2 separate regions of the Homo sapiens genome follow, and region 1 is linked to region 2. A link is a contact called in ENCODE Hi-C data. All regions are on one chromosome and are shown on one strand. Each heading gives the region's core, a stretch centred on a gene start or an enhancer-like site at or near the end of the contact. The rest is flanking DNA. Distances are from core to core; before and after follow the strand shown. Region 1 overlaps TCL6 (T cell leukemia/lymphoma 6). Region 2 holds the start of GSKIP (GSK3B interacting protein).

Region 1 (4,399 bases), core at 981-3,480, 700 kb before region 2:
ACATGCACACAGATGTACACACACATATGCACATACACATATGCACACACACACCCTACAACTCAGACCTTTCCTTTCAGAGCTACCCCTGACCGAGACTTCCTTGCCATGTTACAAATGAGCATCTCTTTTAGAGTAGTGTAATAGAACGTGGCACTTCTTGATAAAAATAGAATTCTTTGACTTCTGCCCAGGCTGCCTGGTGGGCAGGCTCACAGCCTCGTTCTTTCTCAGCTTTCCACGTTATTAATTTTTAGTGCCAAAAGACAGTTCTGCTGCTCCAGGCCTCCAGCTGAGCTCTGCTAGGTTGGAAGTCCCTTCTCAGCCTGATTCCCATTAGCACAGAGCTTGGAGAAGACCCTTCCTCACTCTGATCCTGCTGTCTGGAGCTGGCAGATGCACTCCTCACCCAGCAGCCAAGACCCATGCTCCTGGTTTAGAAGGGTCCGTCCTGACAGCTATCTCCACTAGGCAGCCCAGGGTTCCTCTGGACACAGGACCCTGCCAATTTATTAGTCACGGTGGCACCGGATAGACACAGCTTCACCCAGTGATCTGCCGGCACTGCTCTCTCTTCCTCCAGTCCTGGGCTTCTTCATGTCCAAACCACGTGGAGAACAAGATAACTAGGATCAGCTCTTTTGGAGATAGAAGTCACCTTCCAGCCTGGGATCAGTGGCATAGTCTCAGCCCAGGTCTGGAGACAGGGAGGCTGCCATGCCTGCCAGCCCCATCCAGCCCCAGCTGGCAGCAGTGTGAAATAGTGCTCGCTAAAATGAGCCTGCTGTTTGCCTAGATGTGTGTTTCCCAATAATTCAGAGACCTAGATAATGGGAAAGGCGAACATCTCGTATCCCCCACTTCCCTCAGCAAAAAGAGAACAGTGCCGCAGCCACAGGCAAGGTGGGTTAGAAAACCTGTCTGCTGGCAGATTATTGTCTGTAACTTGCCTCCTTAGTTCTTCCAACACTCTCTCCTTCCCCCTCCTCCCCTCCCATGGTCCAACCCTGAGGGTTCCAGCAGCAGCTGGGAGGTCTCCGATGTTATCTCAGAGCTCCCAATCTGCTGACATTTGAAAATCTTCTGGCTATAACTTGCTCACTTAGCGGCTGCTGCTCTGCAGCCCTGAGCCCTCCTAAAGGAGACCCTACACAGAAGAGTACAATGTAAACAGCCGTCGCCAGAGTCCCCCCAGCCAGAGATAGCCCTTGGGTACATTTTGCAATATTTTGTTTTGTTTGCTCTCAGACCGGACTTGCCCCCCTTTTTAGCACAGCCCAATTCTACTACGTATACTCCCTCCTTGTTCTTTTTGTTTGGCATTATATCCTAAGCATTTCCCTGCATCATCCAAGCTCTGTGGGATGTCATTTTTAACACCCACACAGCGTCCTCTGGTGTGGTTGTATGACAAGTCACTTAACTATTCCACACCCAAAGCCTCCCCTTTTCCAAACTCTTCCCTGGGACCTCCTGAAGGTAACAGCAAGATCTGAGCAGCGCTGGATGGATCCTGCTCTCAGTCCCCTGTCTGGGAACAACGCTGAGCCTTAACAGGGATGTCAGCTTCCTAGGGCTGCTGTAACAAATCCCACAAACTGAGTGCCTTCAAACATTGTCTGGTAGTTCTGGAGGTCAAAGGTGCAGAACGAGTTTCACTGGGCTGAAACCAAGGTAGGGCTGTGCTCTCTCCTGAGGCTTTAGGGGAGAATCTGCTTCCTGAACTTTTCTAGCTTGGAGAGCTGCATTCCTTGGCCCTTCGTCCCCCTTGCTTCTCTTCCAAGCCAGTAGTGTAGCATCCTCAGATCTCCCTCTGCTTTCGTCTTCACGTTGCCTTTCCTTTTCTGCAGTCAGATGTCCCTCTGTCCCTCTTATAAGGACATTTGTGATGACATTTAGGGCCTATGTGGGCGATCCAGGATCATCTGTAGATCTAGAACTTAAACTTTTTTTTTTTTTTTTTTTTTTTTAGATGTGGTCTCACTCTGTCACCCAGGCTGGAGTGCAGTAGCACCATTTCGGTTCACTGCAACTTCTGCCTCCTGGGTTCAAGCGATTCTCCTGTCTCAGCCTCCCAAGTGGCTGGGATTACAGGTGTGCACCACCATCTCCAGCTAACTTTTTTGTATTTTTAGTAGAGACAGGGTTTTGCCATGTAGGCCAGGCTGGTCTCGAACTGTTGACCTCAGGTGATCTGCCTTGGCCTCCCAAAGCGTTGGGATTACAGGCGTAAGCCACCGCGTCCGGCCACATTATTCTTATTTGCAAAACAAATACTTATCTGGCATCAAACAGATACTTTGCATCCGGCAAAAACAGGTGGAGGTGACTGAAGGCGAATGTGGGAGGTCATGGTGGGTTAATGATCGCCAGCGCTGTCCGGTGAAATCAACCACCTGTGACAAAGGTGGTTTTTCACTTTTACTGAACAAGCATGCTATTCTACAGTAAACTCCTTAACAAATGTAGCTTTTCAAGGTCCTTAGGACTATTACCTTTCAATATTATTGGGAAGTTCTTTGCTCTTCTTAGCAGACTGCGAAACTCAACTTTGTGATGACAAGATACAGAATAAATGCATATTAACTGAAATTCTAGGCTCACACCTATGTGAGCTTTTCTCTCTCTAACAAGATGTCAGGGCCGGTTCAGGGAGTTCATCTCCAGCCACCTGTGCTAATCATCGCCCATCCTTTCCAAGTATCTAATGACACTCCCAACCAAGGTCTCTATAATTTCCAGCCAAAAATGAGTTACAACATATGGAACATCTAATTTTCTGTTTCCATTCTAGTTATTTTATTCTTATGAGCTTGTGGGCTCCATCTACCAACCTCTGGGCAAATGCTCATCTGACTTCCATAGACACACAGCAAGCAGACAACCACACAAAGAGGAAGAGGGAGAATATTTACCAGCCATGGAACATCTGCTCTGTGCTTATATCTCATATGCATTATCTCTAATTATCAAAAGAAGGTATTATTATTATTATTGTTCCGCATTCACAGATGACAAACTGAAGATCAGATTGGTTAAATACTTGTCCAACATTAACTTAGCATTTGGGCATCATAGTTGGAATTAAAACTTGGGTCTGCTCATCTCCAAAAACACCCTAAGCCTTACCACACTCATGGGACACAGCTGCAGCTGCAGGTTCTGAAAGGAAAACTAAAACTTCAGAACCCAGTTCACTATGCCAAAAAGGCAAAAAAAAAAAAAAAAAAAAAAAGCCAAAAGCTGAGTCATGCAAGAAGCTGACTTTCCTTTTGCTCCTAAGTAGATAGCTACAGATAAAAGGTTAAATAGCTCCACAGGTAGCTACTGTATGTTCACCTTATCTTACGTAAACTGCTGATTTATTGAGCATGAGACAAATACGTAATTGACTATCCCCTACCTACTCCGTTTCCTTTGCAACATGTGGATTCAGTCATGTGACCATACACTGCCTTTCTCCTCTCCAGCCTACTTTTCCACTTTAAATATCAAAGCCCTCAAAATCATCTTTGGAGAAAGGCACAGACTAGCGACTGTTTCTGTGATTTCGTGTCTTTTTACTTCCAGACATGTCCTTAACCTTGGCACAACAAATCTCTAAATCGATTGAGACCTGTCTCAGATACTTCTTGGTTTACAAGATGGAGGCTGAAATTAAAGAGAAAGATCCTCACTCAACTCACAGAGGAGCAGAATGGGAAGAGGACTTAGTGAGAATTCCCTGAACACAGGAGAAAACCGAAGCCCAGAGAGTGGATGGCCAAGTCCAAGGTCACACAGCCAAGTGCATCCGAGCAGCGCAGGATCCAGGTTTCCTGCCCCAGTGCTCTTTCTGCAGCCCATGCCACCTGTTTTCATGCTATCTCAGTTCACCTTCCAGCTACACACCTGCAATCAGAAACAGAAAGTCTGAGAGTGTGTGTGGAGCCAAAGAGGGGACAGCAGTGGTGAGGCCAGTTTCATGTCTTGTGATTTATTTTCTCCCTTTCTTTTTGGACTTTAATCTTAAGTGGACAGCAATTTGGAACAGTGTCAGCACCTTGTTGGATTGTGCTGTTTGGGAGAGGTGACACAGAGTATTTTAAAAGAGCAGGTTAAGAACTTTTCACAAGGAATCAATTGAGAGAAAATAAAATAGAAACAGACTGTCCCACATTTGGGCTGAGCACCAAACACATTTTTTTTTTTTTTTTTGAGACTGAGTCTTGCTCTGTCACTCAGGCTGGAATGCAGTGGCGCGATCTCGGCTCACTGCAGCCTTCACCTCCCGGGTTCAAGTGATTCTTCTGCCTCAGCCTCCCAAGTAGCTGGGATTACAGGTGCCCACCACCATGCCAGGCTAATTTTTGTATTTTTAGTAGAGACGAGGTTTCACCATGTTGGCCAGGCTGGTCTT
Region 2 (4,245 bases), core at 626-3,125:
TTACTGAACTCAGGTGAATTGCTAAGTCCATTATCACTCGGCTAATTGTGGCGGTCTGGAGAGTCTCTCCAGGGGTAGGACTCTCACCTCCTGGTGAGCGACTGGGTCTTACTGCTCTCAAACCAGGGCTCTTTCCACTATCTTGTGTCCTCTCCCTAGTTTATGTCAGGTACATACTGATAAAATTATATACTGATTTATAGTCTCTAGCACAAATTCGCTTAAGGGTCATAATAAGGTATTTCCATAATTTAAGATTTTCTGTGGCTAAGGAAGTAAGGGTTGGGCAAAGGGTAGAAGTCACTCTATTCCTGTCAAACCCAAAAGTGAATATACTTTAAGTAAAATGCTATGCATTGAACACACAAATGCAGGTACGACTGCATGTGGTGAGTCGAAATTCAGATGAAGCACCTGTATAGCAATGAGTGAATTCACAGCCTCTAGATGACAAGTAGAAGGCAGGTTTTAAAATGTCTGAAAATTGCAACTTCAGCGCTTTTGCAACACCTGCTTTTACGATCTGTCACGTGGAGCAAAGAGGCATAACTCAACAGCACTACTAGGGCCAGACGACCATTCACAGGCTGGATACACAAACCTATCTTGTAAACATATAATCAAGCAAAAGCAGGCAAACCGGCACAAGAGGCCTTCACCTAACTTTCTTCCAGATGGCAAACGCTGCACGATGACAAACAAGGCAAACATGGTGCGCAAGCAGCCAACCCAAAACAAATAACTAGGGATTCTGACATCCAAAGGTCCTCTTCATCCTTAATCCTTCCAGAATGTCATCCCACAAGGCAGGGTTTGTTTGCCACAAAACCCTGCGGCCCCTCACATCCCGAGGGACAGTTCTGGTCACCTCCTCCCACGGACCTATTGAGCCTGCTTCACAGACCCCCGAAGCACTGACTCAATTATTCCCACAGTGTAGATTCCATTACATCTGTTAAAGTTTCCGGAACACGTGATTTAGGAGAGCAAACTTGTTAGAAACAGATTAAACAACACTCTAACACATTTCTCTGAGCCGTGTCACACTCGGGTCCAAACAATTCCCAAGGAGGGACTGACTGTCACCAATCTTGGATGGCACTGGTTCAAAGCGCCCTAAAGAGGGGAGCGAGCCCCGCCCGGCTCGCCGCCGGCAGCTCTTACCCATTTGTCCAAGGGGACCTGGGCGAGGGACCCGGTGCCTTGGTACAGGTCCAGGCTGAGCTGCTCCAGGCTCAGCTTCTCCTGCAGAAAGTGGCCCAGGTACCTCTGCAGGAGGTACCGGCAGGCCCTCTTCTTGATGGACTCCGAAAACGGCCAAGGCATAGTGACTGCTGGCAGCTGGGCTGACTGCGGCTGCGGGTTGCGACGGCTCCGGCCTCGGGGTAGCGACTCCGGCTCCAGGCCGCGGCGGGGCCTAAGCCTGGGGCGGCCCCTCCATCCCTATTTGGTGCCGGGAGTCCCTCAGGGAGACCCCATCGCCGGCGCCGCACCGCTCGCGCTGGGCCTGGCGGAGGCAAGACGCAGAGGGGTCCTCCTGGCCCCAGGCCAGGGGACTTCCGAGGAGGGTCCCAACCGGCTCGGAGAGAGTGCAAGAGAGCGCGAGAGGAGGCGGCAGGGGCTGAGGCAGCCACCGCCACTGCCGCCGCGCGACGAATTTGTTGTCATCCGCGAGGCGCGTTCCCGGCTGTAGGGACGCTCCTGGCGCGTTCACGAGACCCAGACTCCCGGCGCGCCGCCGGGCGCTGGCGGAAGTGACGCCACACTGGGGCCGCGGAAGGCGGGCAGAAGGGCGGGGGCTGGAGCAGTTCCGGCTCCGAGGGGGCGGGGCGGAAGAAGGCGGGGAGGGAGGGGGCGGCACCGCCGGTCGGCTCCAGTCGCCTCCGGAGGAAGGAAGAAGAGGACGCCGGGCGCGCAGGTGAGCGGCAGCCGGGGTGGCTGCGGGCGAGGGGCGGCCCCCGAGAAGGGCTAGGGGCTCGGGGCGCCGGCGGGCCGTCAGGCCTTCCGGATGGGGACGCGACGCCATGCAGCTGGCTGGGCCGAGAGGGGCGGCAGGCTGCAGGGGCCCCGCGCCCGTGTTAAGAGGGGTCTGGGGGCCGGTCTGGCCGGCCTGGCTCTCCCGGCTCCCCTCAGACCTCGGCGCCCCGGAAACGCACACTTGGGGCTCCGCCGTCTCCGCTGGGAGGACTGGAGCCCTTCTCGAGCATCCCCGCCCGCACCCGAGCATTGACCGGTGCCCATTGTCAGCAAGTTCTTCGGCCCCCGCCTCATTCAGGTATTGTTTCTGAGGCAGCTTCTTCGTTGCCGTTTGCCTGGCGGTTTGCAGAGCGCTTCTCGCATACGCTCGCTTAATCCTGGGTGTGTCATAGCAACGATCAGGAAACTTGGGTTTTCGAAGCATCTGTGGGCAAAACTGCATTCCTTGAGAAATGCTAAAGGCTCCTGACCCCGCCGGAACCTGGGTGAAGAACTTGGGCTGTTCTGGCAGTCTGCGCAATCGTATTTCTGCCTTTTGGGAGGTAACTCCTGCAGAGGCGGAGCCGGCTGTTAAGTTAAGTCAACCTCGAAAGGCCTGGGTGCGGGTGTTCTATGGCCCAGAAGCCAGATGTCCTTCGTTAGAATCCCGGCACTGACACCTATTAGCCGCCCAGCCACTTTGAGCGGCCACTGCCCTCCCCGAGCCCACGTTGCCTCCTTTGCCGAGTGTGAGCGGATTAAAATCTTATGTGCATGGATTTGTTGGGAAGATTAAATGATATGAGTAGGGCACGAACCTGAACAGAGTCCTGAAACATACAGCTGTTTAATCACAGTGAATTAAGACGACCAGTTTAAGGAGTGAAATGTTTACTGTCTCGGCAACTTTCATGAATGCCTTGGAAATACAGCCCAAAATATTGGTAGATGGAGAAACATCTGGTTCCCCTTTCCACAACCACCTTTTCGTTTTAGAACCAGGGTACTTTGTATGCAGTTGCTTGGATTGTTGATTTCCCTCATTCTTTGTAGACTCATCTCAAGTATTCTCAGTAACTTAGATTCCCTTGCTCTTCATTCAGAAATATTTGTTAAGGTCCATTAAATGAAAGTCACCACAGTTGATCATGTGAACAGTGTCAAGAATCAGGCCGAACCTTCAAGGAGTTTATGTTCTAAAACGGAAGCATGGTGGTACCTGCTTGTGGAGGCTGAGGCGGAAGGATCGCTTGAGCCCAGGACTTTGAGGCTGCATAATTGCATTGACGCTATCCATAGAGTGCCTGCAATTTCAAATATCAGAAAGGATCGTACGAGCTATGATCATGCCACTGCACTCCAGCCTGAACCACAGAGCAAGACCCTTTCTCTCAATAAAGTGGAAGTTTGTTCATTTATTCAGTAAATATTTATTGATTGCCTTCTGTGTGCCAAGCACTGTTCTAGGTACTGGGATTACAGCAGTGAACAGATAAATCTCTTCCTTCCTGGAACTTACATTTTATTGAAGGGAGGAGACATACAATAAATGAGTGAATAATATGCTTTGTGGTGATAAGGGCTGTTGGAAAAACGAAAGCAATGTAAAGGGAGTGGAGATGGGGAAGAGAGAAGGGACTTGCCATTTTTATATGAGATGGTAAGAGAAATTCTCTTGTTTAATAAGATTACATTTTAGCAGAAACTTGGAGAAAGCTGGGAAGTGAGGCACATGTATACCTGGAAGAGTTGTTTTCCATGCAAGGGGAACAGCAAGTGCAACGCCCTGTCACGGGAGAATGCTTGATGAATTTAGGGAACATCAAGAGTGAGTGAAGGAAAAAGTAGAAGCTGGGCAGTTTGGGGGTGGGGGGTGGGGCGGGCGGGGCGCAGAGGAAGCACATCATGTAGGGCCTCGTAGGCCATTGATAAGAACTTTGGAGCCGGGCACAGTGGCTCACTCCTGTAATCCCAGAACTTTTGGGAGGCCGAGGTGGGCGGATCACTTGAGGTCAGGAGTTCAAGACTAGCATGGCCAACATGGTGAAACCCTGTCTTTACCAAAAATATATAAAAAATCAGTCAGGTGTGATGGCGTGCACCTGTAATCCCAGCTACTTGGGAGGCTGAGGCAGGAGAATTGCTTGAACCCGAGAGGCGGAGGTTGCAGTGAGCCGAGATTGTGCCACTGCACTCCAGCCTGGGCAACAGAGTGAGACTCTATCTTAAAAAAATAAAAAGAACTTTGGCCTTTACTCTGGGTGAGGTGGATTTAGGAGAGGAGTGACA

Evidence for each region. Hi-C counts contacts between places; a loop is a spot of excess contacts on that map. Pooled maps may share reads with other maps.
Region 1: a pooled map shows a loop between it and region 2 (6-fold over the local background). The contact joins the enhancer-like site here to the promoter of GSKIP in region 2. A Hi-C loop is called at or near these places in 2 of 37 single-sample maps with no recorded cell type and 4 of 50 pooled maps.

The regions. Positions count from the first base shown.
Region 1 is chr14:95,659,686-95,664,084 of GRCh38, forward strand. TCL6 (T cell leukemia/lymphoma 6) reads left to right here. Exons shown (of 8, transcript NR_028288.2): 4 at 2,795-2,979. Among named protein-coding and RNA genes, the nearest start is that of TCL6, 9.8 kb to the left of the region's middle. RefSeq lists an enhancer at 3,586-3,665. Within about 2 kb of position 2,231, at least 6 of the 41 ENCODE cell types and tissues checked have a DNase peak (open chromatin) inside an H3K27ac peak, as active enhancers do.
Region 2 is chr14:96,361,651-96,365,895 of GRCh38, forward strand. GSKIP (GSK3B interacting protein) reads left to right here and starts at 1,876. Exons shown (of 4, transcript NM_016472.5): 1 at 1,876-1,918. ATG2B (autophagy related 2B) reads right to left here and starts at 1,691. Exons shown (of 42, transcript NM_018036.7): 1 at 1,165-1,691. The coding sequence starts at 1,326. RefSeq lists enhancers at 251-320, 1,562-1,856, 1,777-2,597 and a silencer at 1,799-2,148.